Regions from separate parts of the Homo sapiens genome. Here region 2 is linked to region 1. The links are chromatin contacts, found by Hi-C or POLR2A ChIA-PET in ENCODE. All regions are on one chromosome and are shown on one strand. The core of a region is the stretch at or near the end of the contact, and the rest is flanking DNA. Distances in the headings are between cores, read along the strand shown. Region 1 has its middle 110 kb from the start of CASC20. Region 2 has its middle 150 kb from the start of CASC20.

Region 1 (7,962 bases), core at 4,051-6,550:
AAGGGAGTACATTTTTAAACACAAACAAGACATTAGAAAATTGATCAAATACATCAGTTATCAAAATAGATATGAATAAAATTGCTATCTGGTTAAACGTGGAGGATGAAAAGCATTTTTTTACTTCATTATATATGCTGAAAAGAAACAGTAAGAGACTTTTTAAAAACCAATTTCATTTTCAATGAAATAAGGAAAAGAAACCTGCCAAAAATGAAAACTACAAGGTAGATGCGCCTACAAACAGAGCTATTTGGATCCCAAAGCAGAACACTGTTAGAGCTGACACAGAACCCTTCAGACACTGATCAGGAGACAGGTTTCCTGCTTAATGTGGCACAATATTGAAAGGCCTGTCTTGTGGTTCTTTGCTAGTAGTAAAATCAAACTCTGTGGACCGGGCATGGGAAAAGGCAAATGATGTCCCTCAAAGGACCCAATCTGAAACCAATGAACAGCAGGAGAGGTGAAGTTGAAGGACAAATACATATGCCATTTCTAATTGTCTATGACCTATCCTGGGAGCCCAGAGAGACTGCTGGAGGTGAGACACGGCCAAGAAGGAGAAGAGAAAGTCATCACTAGGTTTCAGCACAGGGAGTGTGACTAAATATGTACTACTGTGAGTTACCCAGAAATGGAGAGGGCTGTGCCAAGTATTAAAAAAAAAAAAAAAAAAGATTTGGTAAAGTGTTCAAAAAAAAAAAAAAAACAAATTCAAATAGAAATTTCAAGCTGTTCAAACTTCCTTTCTACCCCTGAAACACAATAGAAAACAGCCTGACCCTTCTGAGGATAAGTAACAAAGAGAAAAGAACCAGTTATGGACTTATGAGCAGAAACCACAATGCAAAAACAAGGGAAGGAATATCAGCCAAAGACAGAGGAAGCACACACAACCTAGGAGAAACTAAGGAAACAAACAAACAAACAGATTGCCATAGTAAGACAAATTATAAATAAAGAATAGCACAAAACATAAATATTCGAATAACAGGAGGAAGTAAAAAGTAAGCCTTCTAAAAAGATTAAAGAATAAAAAAATAGAGAGAGAGAATGGAGGCATGAGAAGTTCCACAGATCTTCTCCCTAGCCAAACAACCATAATTGGTGAAAATTATTATTTTTTAACTTAAAGTTTTTGAAAATTGTTTTAAGAGCATGCAGAAAATGAATAAACATTTTAAAAGTCTACTAAATCTTGGCAAGAACACTGAGAATTTGAGGCACTTGAGCCATGACCTGTTCTCTGTTTCCCTACTCCCAGTTCAGTATGACAGAGGCTTCAGTTCCCTGTAAAGGGTTACTGTATCTCCCCAGTAGGACCAGACTACCAGTATTTCCCATCCTCTCCCACTTTCATGTCACAGAGGCTAAATTTCAGGCTAGTGCAGCCAAGAGGTCACGCGCTCCCTTCTTTCACCCAGGCCCCACTCACAGGACAGAAGCTCTGCCCCAGGCTCAGCAGGCTGAGGTTACCAGGAACCCTATCACCCTCATTCCTGCTCACTCACAGGATAGAAGTTCCACATTGCAAGAAGCTAGCTAAGAAGACTAACAGCTATTTATTGCTACTAAATCAGGAATATTACTCCAAGAGAAGAAACAGCCATTGTCCCCACCACCTTCTCTGGAGCAGTAGCTCAGAGATATTTCCCAAGGAGAGAGGCAGGCCATAAGAACAGAGAACACCTAACCTCTCCCCAAAGGAACTGACTTTATATAAAACAGAGTATGGGGAAGTTCAAACCTAAGGACACTTTCACAAACAGGGAAGACTTTGATTGTAAAGTTTTAACTTCTTGAGAGCAACACACTAAACTATAAGCCAGATAGATTATCAGAGACAACTAGGGAAACAGCCAAGAAGTCCCCTACTGTGGTCAGAGCAAACCTCAAAGACTGGCTTATAACCTAACCCTGCAAAGAGATTCAAGTTTAATTGGATGAGACTATGGATTAATCTATGTCCCAGGACACTGGTGATAACAATAGAGCAATCTGATGGCAATTAGAGATGCCTAACAGCCGGGTATGATAGTAATAAAAGCCAATAGCTTAACAGAGAGAGCAGGGAAAGAGATAGTTAAGAAAAGCTCTGGTAAAACAACTTTCACCAGGTGACCGTGTGTGTACCCAAGGCTGTGCCCTCTAAGGAGGAATATCAGAGGCCTCACAGTAGAGAAGGAGGAATAGACATCAGTAAAATAGTCCAGACATGTTATCAAACAAATAAATAAGCAAACAACAACAATCAAAATAAAATGCCCTGCAGGATGAATCAATATCCAGAGTTGCTAAAATATATTATCTAAATACCCAGTTTTCAAAAAAAAAAAAAAAAAAAAAAAAGAGACATACAAAGAAACAGAACATACACAGAAAAACAAAGGCAGAAATAGCTTGGGAAAGGACCTAGATGTCTGACTTAACAAAGAATTCAAAACAGCCACTATAAATATGTTCAGACAGATAGACAGATATACACACATACATTACAAGGATGAAATCTACATTTGAAGCAAGAAAAGGTATCAAAAAACAATTTTCAAAAAACTGTGACTACAAGAAAAGCTTGATGAAATCACACAAGTGAAGAGACAAGAGCAAAGATTCTAAAATAGTGGAAGTTGAGACAAGCAGAAGATATATCATACACACATAATTTAATTCTTTGATGGAGAGAATAAGAAAAAAACAAAACATGAAGAAAGATATAATAGAAGAAAACTTGCTTGAAAGAAGGATATGAATCCGCTGCTTTGAAAAGACTTGTTCCAGGAAAAACAAGCAACACATAATGAAGTTGCTGAATTTCAAAGAAAATGAAATGATCATATGCAGATCTGCATTCTCTTTGACCAGTGAAAGAAAAATTTAGTTTAACATAGATATTGCTCACAAAATCCCTTCAATTTAAAATTTAAAAAATAATTTCTAAATAACTTCAGATAAAGAGAAAAACAAAACTGAATTTCTGCATACTGGCAGTATAGACATATAAATCAATGGAATGGAATGAAAAGTTCAGGAAAAACTCATATAACTGGGTGAAATGATTTTTGGCAAGTGAGCTAAGGTCAGTCAATGGAGAAAGAACAGTCTCTTCCACAGTGCTGGGACAATGGATATCCACATGCAAAAGAGTGAAGTCAGATCCTTACCTCACATTATATGCACAAATTAACTTCAAATGAATCAAAGACTGAAATATAAGAGCTAAAACCATAAAACACTTAGCAAAAAAACATAGAGATAAATCTTTAAGCCCTTGGATCTAGCAATGGTTTCTTAGATATCACACCAAAGGCACAAGCAACAACAGAAAAAAAAATAAATTGAACTTCATAAAATTAAAAATTATTTTGCATTATAAAACATTATCAAAAGAGTAAAAAACAATCCACAGAATGGGATAAAATATTTGCAAATCATATATCTGGAAAGGATCTAGTATCCAAAAAATATAAGGAAGTCTTACAACTCAACAACAAAGAAAACAACTCCATTAAAAAATGGGCAAATGATTGAATGACATTTCTCTAAAGAATATATAGAGATGATAAACATGTACGTGGAAAGATACGCAACATCACTAGTCACTAAGGAAATGAAAATCAAAACCACAATAAGATACCACCTCACACTCACTAGGATATGGCTATATGGCTGTAATAAATAAAACAATGGAAAAATAACAAGTATTACTGAGCATGTGGAGAATCGAAACCCTCATACATTGCTGGAGGGCATGTAAATGGTACACCCACTGTAGAAAAAATCTGGAGGTTCCTCAATAAGTTAAACATAGAATTAGCATATATGGCAGAGCAATCCTACTTCAAAAGAATTGAAAACAGGTATTCAGACAAAAACTTGCATGTGAATATTCAAAGCCCCCCATTCACGAAAGTAAGAAACAAGTTTCTTAGTCTGTTTTGTTGTCTACAAAATCAGATAGTTGGAGTAGTTTATACAAAGGTCCCTTCCAAGACCAGCTTTTGTAATCTTTATGTACACGAGCACCACTGTCATTAACAGCGGTCTTTTTTTTCTTTAGGAAAGTAAGATTGCCTCACACAGAGGTTACGATTTATGTTCTCAACCTCAAAGAGACATTGGAGGTGTGGGCAGATTGGAAAGGTGAATCTCATTCATTGTTAGGTAATCACTGGCAAAGTAGTTGGTAATTTTTCACATATGGTCTCCTCTCTTTCCCTTATGTGTTTCAATATCTCTTTCTAGAGAGATAGATAAAAATAAAATTTAGGCTCTAAGCACTATATCAGCTGTCATTTCAATTTGAGAACCACAGATATTATTATGTAAGAAGAAATTAGCCTTCTCTTCTCAATACTTTTCTTTAATCTCTACTTTCTGGAATATAAATGAAATATAAGAGTTCTGACTTGAATGGTAAAAAATCATTGTAATCTGGTTTATGAACTGACAACACAGATATGCAAATGGCAAGGCTGGTAAGGTAAAACATTTTAGATATAATAATATAGATCTAATATATAATTATAATTTAATATAATCTAATTATAATCTAATATATTAGATCTATATTAGATATAATATAGATCTAATATGTAATAATACATTCTAATAATAATATATAAGATATAATCAGAAAGCCCATTTTTACCAATTCCAGTTCCATGAAACTGCTCTCCAAGGGCTGCACTCCTTTCAATCCAACAAATACCTAGCCTGGTACAAAGGTAGGTCTGGATTTAGGCAAAGAAGACCATTTGCCTCCATTTCATCCCTGGATAATCAAAACCTCAACCAAAAGGTTGTCTTTGGTCAAACACAGAATGCTCACTTTTGCTGCCTCCCAAGAAAATGACCTCGTTTGTATTTGGGATGGAACTGTGGAAAGAGTTTGTCGCTTCCCAGCTTTTACTTTTCAAAGGCTCGCTGACATTCACCAAGCTCCATAATAGTTTTCAGTTCCAACCCGTTAGTTCTGAGACAGCTTTACAAAGCCACACTTGGAGGACAGAAAACAGCAATCCACGTCTCCCCTTTGTGGACAAAACAGAATCGAATCATCTTCAGAGGGGAGAAAAACCACATGAACGCAGACTGCTCAAATGATCCAGTACATCCTAGACAATCTGAAACCAACACGCATAAGGCAACATGGGTTATTTATGAGACACTGTCAGGGAAAAAGAAAAGCAAAAAACGTAACTTAAAGTTCAAGAAACCCGCACGCCACTGCTGGGGGTAGCTCTGCGTAGGACTCCACAATGTTCCCCGCATTGTTTTGTGCTGACTGCGCCCAGCTCGCGGGGCTTTTCATCGGCTCTTAAATCCACTGCTGCTCAAGCATGAAATACCTTTGGATTCCATTAAAAAAAAAATAAATGTGCTAACAAGCTGTTAAACCACATTTTACAACAAACGCATCAAACTGATGACTTAGCTTCAAAAATATGAACTAACCGAAATAATAAAGGCTTTGTAGAACTTGGATAAATGAAGTGATTGCCTCACAGTGAGGGAGATCTGTGGGGCACATCACTGTGTAATCAAAAAAATAAGTTCCTGGTCCTCAGAGAAACATTCAAAATGCTCTGCCTTGCCTACCTACAGTCCTGAGCCCAAAGGGTTTGAACAGGGGGAAAAACAACACAGGTACAAAAAAAAGAAGCAGGCAGGGGTGGGAGAAAGAAAGAAATTCAGTCAGTTCTTTGATTAACAAGACTTCTAGCTGGACTTAAGTACAAACAGCTGCCTAGACTCCAACAGCCAAGCCTAAATCTAAACACTCCACTGTTTACATAACCCAAACTTAATCAAGCGACCATCTAATCCACCAATTTAAAGTATCCCTAAGAGTTTCAGTGTAATGTTGGTTTTCTCACAAGCCCAGTCCATCAACAAGCTGTTTAAAAATGCCAGTGATTGCAGCTCTGTTCCCAGTCTTGTAGCATCTCCTGCCTGGTCATGCTACAGGGATGTTTAGGGGAGAACTGTTAGATAATGTGGGGTCATAAAGTACTTCCTGTTATTCTTCGGTTGGCATAGTGCACTGTGTTTGTTTATGAAACCCAGAATCCAGGTTGTATTTATAAGACAGTTTGGTTTGATAACGTATAATTTTATAGCAATATTGTTACTAATAAGGAAATACATTTCTTTGTCAGAAACTTGATAACTACATGTCAAAAAATATTATAGGAGATGTGCTCTAGGATGACCAGTAAAGGTAATTTTCATGAGGAAAAGGATAAGAAAAGGGAACTTATCATGATAAAGGTACTAGAAAAAGGAAAATGCTCATGAATATGAACTGAGGCTAAAATGTCAAATGCCAACAGAGGCCAAAATCAAAGAAGTTAACTGGGTCCCAGTGTAGGGCAGTCAATATGGAACTATGGAGACTATGGCAGGTACCCACCTAAGGAAGGTACATGCTACATAACCACAACCCACTTAAAAAAAAATTAAACATGTGCTGAGATATAATTCACATACCATGTAATTTACACATTTAATATGTGCAATTCCATTATTTTTAGTATAGTGACAGATTTGTGTAACCATTATCACAATCGCTTTTAGAACATTCTTATTCCCCAAAAGAAATCCCGTGTGCCCTTTAGCAGTCACTCCCCATTTCCCTCCAAATGCCCAGCCCTGGGAAACCACTAATCCATCACCTCTACAGATTTGCCTATTCTGGATATTTCATATACATGAAATCATACAATACCTGGTCTTTTGTAACTTGTTTCTTTCACTCAGCATAATTTTATAAGGACTCCAACTCATTGTTTGCCACAAATGTGGGCCCAGTGTGGCCAGATCTTTCAAATTTTCAGAGAAGTTGGAAATAGGGATTCTTATGTGAAATTTCCAAATGTTAAATATTGACCACGAGTTCAAATGAGATGCACACTGTACAGTTTTCCCCGCAGTGGAAACCAAACAAATATGTCTGCCCATTGAATTCATACATGGACCACAATTTCATTCCTTCTGGGGTTCATGAGACAGAGGGAGGGAAAAAGAGTGAAGCAAAATTCAAGAAAGCAGGAAAGGGTCTAACACACCTAGGCAAGAAATGAAGAGAGGAAGGTCTGGAAGGGAGAGGCAAGAGACTTCCATAGAGCAAACAGTCTGACTCTGAATTTGGTCAGAAGGGCCACCACAGCCTCAGCCAGGCTTGCTCTGACTCTGCCTTGGGGTATCAAAGCAGGATCTCACTTAGTTGCACACATAGGCCCTGAAAAAAAAAATAGCTTATTTCTAGAGAGAGAGAATGAGAGTCTAGCACTTTTAATAAGGTAATTCATTGAGATATTCATTTGTGTTAAATTAACCCTGTAAAACCCAAACTCTTGAGGAAATAATGTTAGATGTTAAGTACCCAGGGAAAAAGAAAGAAGAGAGTTTCTCAAAGAAGAGAGGCAAAAGGAGTGGAAGAGGAAGGACTCCCAGACTGAGAAAAGCAGGGCTAGTTGGTAGGTCCCACTGAGAGCATCACGGGAAAATCTCAGAGGAGAATAGCTGCTTATCTAGAAAGGCTGAGGCTGGATATGCAGTTACCAATGTAAGTTTAAAACTCCTATGCTGAAATTTATCATGGAGCAAAAGCGAATCTTTTAAGTCCCATGAGGGCTTAGCTAGCAGAGAACATTGGCAGAATCTTGATGGTCTGGAGTAGAGGAGGCTCTTGGCTCTTCTGGATTGATATATGATTTTCTGGGAAGATTATTTCAATATCTTCTATACTATACAAACTAGACGGGCACACCTCAATTTATTGCATTTGTCTTTATTATGTTTTTCAGATATTGCATTTTTACAAATTGAAGGTTTGTTAACAACCCAGCATCCAGCAAGCCTATCAGTGCTGTTTTCCCAACAGCATGTGCCTACTTTGTGTCTCTGTGTTACATTTTGGTAATTCTCAAAATATTTCAAAGTTTTTCATTACTTTTA
Region 2 (7,962 bases), core at 3,252-5,751, 42 kb before region 1:
CATTTTTTTGGCTCTCTTCAAGTGAGGGCTGAGGTAAGAACACATCTGGGGATGCAGCTGACCTTTAGGGAGATGACCTCATCTCTGCCTCCTATTACATGCGCTCAAAGTGACTTTGAGAATCCCAGCCTTTTGCTCAGTAGCTATCTTAACAACATGATTCTCAGAAGCATCCTTGAAGGGTTGCAACCCACACTACCACAGGCAAAGTTTCTCCTGCCTTTTGGGGAACACAGAATGCTTCACTCTGAGGGGATGCAGGCTGAACTACATGGCCTTGAGGTCCCTTCCAAGGCTGGGATGGCAAGATATTTGCAGTCCTGGTCTTTCCTACCCAACGTTCCCTATCTTCGTAGATGTTTCTGTGCTGCTTTAGCATGTATTGACAGAAGTAGTGGTGCTCCAGGGAGCCATTGGGCTGCTGCTAATAAGGCATCATGATACATTCTGTAACCAGAGGTGGATGTTGATAAAGACTTGGTGCATTTTTGTGGGTTGCAGTTTGGCTAATTAGTACAATTAGATCATTCTTTTTATTCATGAATGCAGATGATTATATGTCATCTTTATTCTAGTTTGTGTTAAGATGTTGCACAAGAAAATAAGATAAGTCCCGAAAAATCCAGAACACTGAAGAGTCTTTCTTTTGGGAAGATTATTGTAGATTTGGCACAAAACTATGTATTGAAGCATTCCAATGCCTTCATGGGAGAATTCTTCTGGAACTCTTTATTTCCACATGTGGCCCAGGATCCAAATGTGGAAGGGCTAATTGTTGACCAAAACGGAGTCTCTGGAAAAGAGAAAGCAATAAGAATACGCAGATACAGAGTGAGGAAGTCTAACTTTATGAATAAAGTGATGAGGCCACTGCCTAGGTAACAGAGGGACAGGATAGGAGGGCCATCCTGACACCTGGCTCAAGGGAGGGGAAGGGGCTTCACAGTGGGCTTGGGCAGTGACAAACAAAGTCTTTTTCAGAGCAGTAGGTCTCAGGCACTTCGGCAGCGTGGTAGAGGTGACAATTCCAAAGGAGGCAGCCACAGTGGTGCTAGCTGCCCGAAGGTCTCAGAGAAAGCAACTAAGCCTACGCCATAAGTTGTGCAATGCAGACTGTCTTAAGTTTAGATTCTCCCAGAAACTGGTCACGAGACAAGAATGTGAGTACAAGTAATTTATTTGGAAGATGCTCTCACAAAACACTGGGAAAAGAAAGGAAAAATGATACAGGTAAGGGAAAGCAGTCAATAGAAGGTATGCTGTTAAGCAAATTACCACTGTGGGTAACTGGAGCCCAGTTCAACTGGGCATCTCTGGGGGACAGTATAGAGCATACGTTTCAGTCATCTGGCTCAAGAGGCAAGGGAGTTGAGTATCCACCAACTCCCATCAGTCACTGGCTGAAGGATTCTCCTAGAGAGTTTTACCTTCTCAGCATTTTCAGCCTGCCCTGCACAGATGGTAATTTTATTATTTATTTATTTATTTATCATGTGTCATTTTTTATTGATTAATTATCATTTATTTTATTTGACATTTATAATGATAAATTTTATGACCCTGGGTCATCAGACAGAGTTCTCAGTCATGGTGTCACGACTTCTTCTTCCTCCAACTCCGTCAACTCTCCCTCTCTCACCAACCTCAAAATGTCTGATTGAATTTCTTAGGGATGTCCACTCTGCCAAGTGAGTAACCATGATATTTATATTATTCAAAAGGGGTACAGTTGCAAAGACAGTGTTCTTAGAAAGGCCCTTGTCGGGACCACTAGCACTTTAATAGCTAGTTGCAGACCTCTAGTGAGGTTGAATAATTACAATCAAGGAGCTATAGCCGTTTCCATGACCGCACTTACATTTCTGCAGAAAGGCCCATTTCCCTCCCCATCCCCCATGACAGTTCACTTTGTATTAATTATAGATTACATGCTTCAGCCCTCTATCATTATGCTAGCACATTCTCATAAAGAATGGTACATTAACCATAAAAAAAAAAAGAAAGGCCCTTGTCAATTATCTTAGATACCCAGCCTTTATTCTTAGCCATTAGGCCACCCCCACCCACTGCCTGCCACCATCAGTGCTTTAGATGAACTCTCCTATTTAATCCTCACTAAATCCTATGAGTTAGATGCTCTTTTAACGATCAACTCCAATGCAAGGATGAGGAAAATGTGACTTGGGTTAAAGAGCTTTCCAAAGCCACACAGCAATTCATAGGCCTGTCTACCCACTAATCTAAGATTCTCTATGATCACATTCTCCTGCCTCCAGTTACTTTCAGATAATCCAGGGTGTCTCCATAGGATGGCATAGACACACCTGATGGATGGACTCCAAAGACGTCAGAGAAACAAGAAAACAAAAATTCCTCTTAGTATATTTTTCTAAAGTAAGAGTGCTTGTTAAACTGTAACATATGTAAGGAAAAGTGTCCAAATCACAAGTATTCAACTAACTGAATTTCCACAAACGGAACACACAGTGCAGGGTTCAGCAACAGGAACATAAGCAGAACTCAGTAGGCCCTCACCCTCTCCTTACCATTTTTACCATAAAGATCAAACGTTACTATTATCTTGACTTCTAATACCATGGATTATCACTGTATGATTTTGAAATTGTGTAAATGAGATATGTCATGTTATATTCATCAGATTCATCCATGTTGTTGCATGTAGCTGTATTTAATTCATTCTCAGTATCTCATGCATGAATACAGTACAATTTATTCATCCTCTCTGTTGTTCAAGGATGTTTGGGTAGTTTTCAGTTTGAGGCTATTGCAAATAGAAAATTTCTTACCCATGCCTTTTGGTGTACTTATGTATGCATTTCTGTTAGAGATATATATGTGGAGATATGGATATATATATAGATAGATATCCATGCATGCATTTCTGTTGGATATGTGTGTGTGTCTGTGCATTCTCTTGGATATTTATGTGTATTTGTGTATATATATGTATATATGAGTGGAATTTCTGGGCAATATGGTGTGTTCAACTTCAGGGGAAACTTGGATTCAAAAGTCAGGCTTCTCTCAATGAGCTCCCCTCCTTTCCAGGATCTGACTGCTTAGACAGCTTTCTGAGGCATTCAAACACGTGGTGTCTGAATTTTGTTCAGTTTCTAGTTTTTCTCAGCAGGAGGATTTGTCTACTCTAAGTTACAAGTATGCAAAAGCATACTCTTAATGCATTTTAATAATTTACTTACATGCACTTATTTAATCACACATCCTATTTAATGATGTTGAAATAACTATATAGACTATGTAGTTATTATGTAGTATAGACTATAGACAAAAACATCTAAATACAATTGATGTTGCAGTTATTGTGCTGCCAACCTCTTTCCTGACTCTGGTTTGTTTCATTGGGTTTGTATTTTCCACTGCCTTTGGAAGCTGTTTATAGTCTGTCCATTAATTTCAGATTTAGAAACAGATGCATGTTGAAGTATAGATGTTAAGTACCCAATTAGCACCTTTCCATCATTCCTTTGAATCATTAAATGTCCTGAAATCACGCCTCTCTTGCCCTCTGGCCTTTCAAGATTTCTTTTCTCTTGCTACTCTTTCCTGTGGTTTAGGTCTCATTTTTAGTTTGCTTTTGTGCATCAGAATTCCTTGGGGTAGGGGATAGAAGAGCTGTCAAAACACAGATTGCTGGGCCCTACCTTCAGAATTTCCAATTCAGCAGGGCTGGATGAAGCCCAATAATTTGCATTTCGAACAAGTTCCTAGGAGATTCTGATGCTGTTGAGCCAGAAACCACATTTTGAGATAGGCTCTTTAGAGCAATCTCTATTTTTCTCTAGTAATTTTGAAATGTCTTTTCAAAAGAAAGCATTGTGTCTACTCCAGCTGTTTCTAATTTCCTCATGCTGGATTGCGCCCATCAACCGGAGAGTGATAAAACATAGGATTTTAAAAGGGCTGGACCCATGTTCCTCCTGCATCAATTTTAAGAAAACAAAGCAATGGTATAAATAGTTAAACAGGTCCTTCCCCAATAACCAGGAATCAAAAGCTCCTTTTCAACTGAGTTATATTTAAAGGAGCTTTCTTTAAATTTTGGACATATTTGGGAGGAGGGGAATTAAACGGAAGGTTCCTGTACCACTCAAATCTCCCCCTTCCATCATTTAAAAAAATGTCATTTATGACTGCAGGCCTGTGAAGCCAACTTTATTTATAATTCTCAGTAGCCCTCAGGTTCTGGGGCAATCTAAAGACACAAGCCTTTCTTTGTTTTTACATGAAATATCTGTTGAATACACATTTTATGCATATTTGTCCAAATTTAGTCAAAACAACACAAACTCTCAGCTATCAGGAAGTGTATTCTGATGTACAGTAGGTAAAACAAACACGAGGTTGAATTCACACAATGGTATTCATGGCATTTTGTCAACTTTTAAACCTTTACAGTATGTGGTGTACAATAGCAGCCTGAAGTTGCAATGTGCTCCTCTGTAATCAAAGCCCATCTATCCGCAGAAGAGAAGGGTGCAAGGGACTTTTCCCTCGCGTCTGAGATGAAACAGACAGGACTGTTTCTCTGTCTCACTATGCATACTCGGGGCATGACAGTTTCCATGTAAGGGAAAACTGCTGCTTTTAACAGAAGATAAATTAAGCCCTGGGGTTAGAGTGAAACCTTTAAGGTCAGAATTCAGATGATAAGAGCAAATGGAGGTTTCCCCAGCTGTGTCAGAGAGCTAAGCAAGAGGTGAGGTTTATCGGCCTTCCTGCAATGGTGCTAATGAGTGATAAGGAGCTCTAATTTGAAGACGCCCTGGAGCTGTTAAAGTGTGCGTGAAATGCACACAATTCATCAGCAGAGCAATAATCTTCCCCTTACACAAATGGAAAAGCCATTTTTGTGTGCTTGGATTTCTGATCAAAGCCTAGGGGGAAAAGGGGAAAGAGAAACTAAATTTTAGAACACTTCGTATGTGCCAGGAAATATTCTCACCCTTTACCAAGGGTCAGTCAGCTGACAAAATCCTCATTATAACTTCCCAAATATGGTACCATGTTTACAGATGAGGAAACTGAGGCACATAGAAGTTAAATGACACATTCTGTGCCTCAGTTTCCTCATCTGTAGACAAAGCTGATAAATTAAGGAATAGATGTTTAAATCCACACCTGCCTGATTTCCATTCTATTATTTCCCTACTAGCATTGTTCATTCTTCAACATATAATATATAGGACACCCAACTGGCAATTTTTTTCAGGAAATACATATCAGAATGCCGATAAGCATTTTAGGTTGAAAAAGACCTGAGGTGATTCTAACCCATCTCCCCAACCTAAGGCATGCCCTGTGGCTTTACTCTACCCTGGATCAATTGAAAATCATTGGATACATGACAGTGGTGCTTTAGTGAAAAACCATTCGAGTGGGAACTTGGAAGTTTGGATCAGCTCTGCTACTGATAACTGCGTCATTTCAGGCAAATGACTGAAAATGCAACACTTGTTTAATCAATATTTAATTGTTGCACAAAGATTTAGTAGTAACACTTCCCATGTTGCAGGCACTATGCCAGCTGGTGTAGATAGAAGCTTGTATAAGCCAGATTCTTGGCTTGCAAGTTGTCCATGGTCTAGTGAGGAAGCCAGACATATAAACATCTTTGACATTCCCATAATGCAGTATGATAGCATGGATTCCTTCCTATAAGGGATTACGAGAACATGGTTCCAAAAGCTCTTGCTTCTGCCTCAATGGGCAGAGAAGTCAGGGAAACCTCAACAAGAAAGGAGAGAATGGAAGGAGTTTGCCAGGCTGATATGGTGAAGCGCAGAAGGGAGGTTCCATGTTAAGGGAATGGCATATGCAGACATGAGGTCATGTTCATGAAGCTGAATGCCATTTGCTAGAGTTGAATCATTAAGGACATGGCATGTCGTGCTACAGAGTTTGAACTTTATCTTGTAAGTGATGGTGAGACAGGGAAATTTTGTAGAGCCATGAGGTGGTTAAATTTATGTTTTAGGAAAAGCCCTGAGTAGTGTGACAAATGAATTGGAATGAGATGAGACTAGAGGCAAGGAAACCAATCCGGAAGCTGTTACAAAGATTCAGATAAGAGGTGATGTTGGCTTAATCTAGAAAAGGTGTGTGTGTGTGAGGTTCTGGTTTAAGAAAGTGCTGGTGCACTCAAAAGGTGCTGGTTCAGGAGACATTCTTAAAGTAGAATGACCATGCACGTTTCAGCAGTCAACATAATTTGAGAGAGATGGTAGAACAAACTGTGAGGACGTGGTTATGCCTGTTTTGTTCACTATTATGTATGCTACTCTTCACATAGTGTGAGCCACATAATAGTTGCTGCACGAAATATGAATGAATGAATAAATATGTGAATACATGAGTGAATGAGTGATGACTTCCAGGTCTTGGGTTTGGATGAATGCTTGGATCATTAACCAAAATAGGGAAGTAATAGGACAATTCATAGGGTATGAGAAATTGAATTTAGTTTTGAGTATTTGAGATATACATGAGAAATGCACTTGGAAATATGAACGTATAGTTCCAGGAATGGAAATTCAAGACTAAATATTATGGTTTGAAAGTCAGAGATATAGAGACATTATTTCAGTCTACTAGAAAAAATATTACCCAGGCAAAATAGCAAACTGCTCAAGCAATTATTTATTTATCTGCTGATTTATTCCAGATATATTTATTGAGAGTCTTGAGAGAATACTTTGCTTCAGGCTTTGGGCAAAGTTTAAGCAATGAATAGATTCTATTTGGTCTCTGCCTTCAGGATGCATATCACAGTTGCAGAGGCAGTTAAAAAAATAAGGAAACAGACAAATGAGGCAGTTTCAACTTGCCATAAGTACTGCAAAGGACACAAGTGGCTGAGACAGAGAATTAGAAAAGGAAGTCTTCTTGAAGGAGTTGACATTTAATTTAATAAAACAATGGCTGCAGAAGCCTTAGGTGTAAAAGCATTTATCTACTGTGCCCAAGAAATTGAAAGGTAATGGCACATGGCTAGAGATTAGTGAATGAGGTGGAAACAACATTTGAAGAAGTTGATCAGATAAGAAGGAACTAAGTTATCCAGAAACTTTAGGATTTGAGTGAGAATTTCAGTTCTAAAAGCAATGGAAAACCATTGAAGGGTTTTAAGTAGGGAATTATTTAGATTTTTGTTATAAGGTTATACTTTTTAAATGTTAAAAATGAATTGTATGTGTCAGAACTGAAAATAGATAGGTTGAAGATGGTCTCTACCTGCTACTTTATGGGAAGATATAGAGAATGAGGCAACATGAAAGGTGTGAATATATTCTGAAAAACAAAACAAAAAATTATAGATCTCTTTGTTTATGTATATGTATGTATGTGTATATATATATATATATATATAAAATGTAAAATTCAAACAGAATATTTTAAGAAGATATAGTTGTAACATAGAATTTAGTAAAAATGTTAGGTCAGGGAGTAAAGAAATAATGCTAATATTATTAGTATTAAATTATATTTCAGAATCTTTAAAAATGATTATCCATCTTGTTAATATCTAAGCCTCACTTTTTTCAATTTTTCTTAGTTGTTTTTTGAATGTGTCTCTTAAGTAGCTTGGGTTTTACAAATTCAGTCAATTAATCCAGAACCTTGTAGGAGGTGAATTTAAACTGTTTATATTTGTTTTAATTACTAATATATATGGGCTTATTTCAGCTATCTTATGTTTTTATACTTACTAAGATTCGTTTGCCTATTTGTTCTCATTTCATGCCTTCAGTTTTACAATTTCTTTAGTTTTCTCTATGCTAGTTTGGAAGCTGCGCATTATACAGCCAGTCTGTTCATTAACATGCACAGGTAGCTTTACATATTTTAACAAGCTCTGTAGTTAATCAACATCTCTGTCCTCCTAGCAAGGTAAAAAATGTATATGGATATTTCACAGTTCAC

What was found. Hi-C counts contacts between places; a loop is a spot of excess contacts on that map. ChIA-PET counts read pairs that join two places held with the same protein, here RNA polymerase II (POLR2A). Pooled maps may share reads with other maps.
Region 2: a loop to region 1 is called in a map of IMR-90, with 2.1 times the contacts of the local background. The contact joins two enhancer-like sites. A Hi-C loop is called at or near these places in 1 of 168 maps with a recorded cell type or tissue (IMR-90) and 2 of 50 pooled maps. POLR2A ChIA-PET finds 5 or more read pairs at or near these places in 2 of 52 experiments (AG04450 and BJ).

What each region holds. Positions count from the first base shown.
Region 1 is chr20:6,531,434-6,539,395 of GRCh38, reverse strand. No RefSeq gene overlaps it. Among named protein-coding and RNA genes, the nearest start is that of CASC20, 110 kb to the right of the region's middle. Within about 2 kb of position 5,300, at least 2 of the 41 ENCODE cell types and tissues checked have a DNase peak (open chromatin) inside an H3K27ac peak, as active enhancers do; they include IMR-90, where a contact is called at or near this core.
Region 2 is chr20:6,572,755-6,580,716 of GRCh38, reverse strand. No RefSeq gene overlaps it. Among named protein-coding and RNA genes, the nearest start is that of CASC20, 150 kb to the right of the region's middle. Within about 2 kb of position 4,501, at least 2 of the 41 ENCODE cell types and tissues checked have a DNase peak (open chromatin) inside an H3K27ac peak, as active enhancers do; they include IMR-90, where a contact is called at or near this core.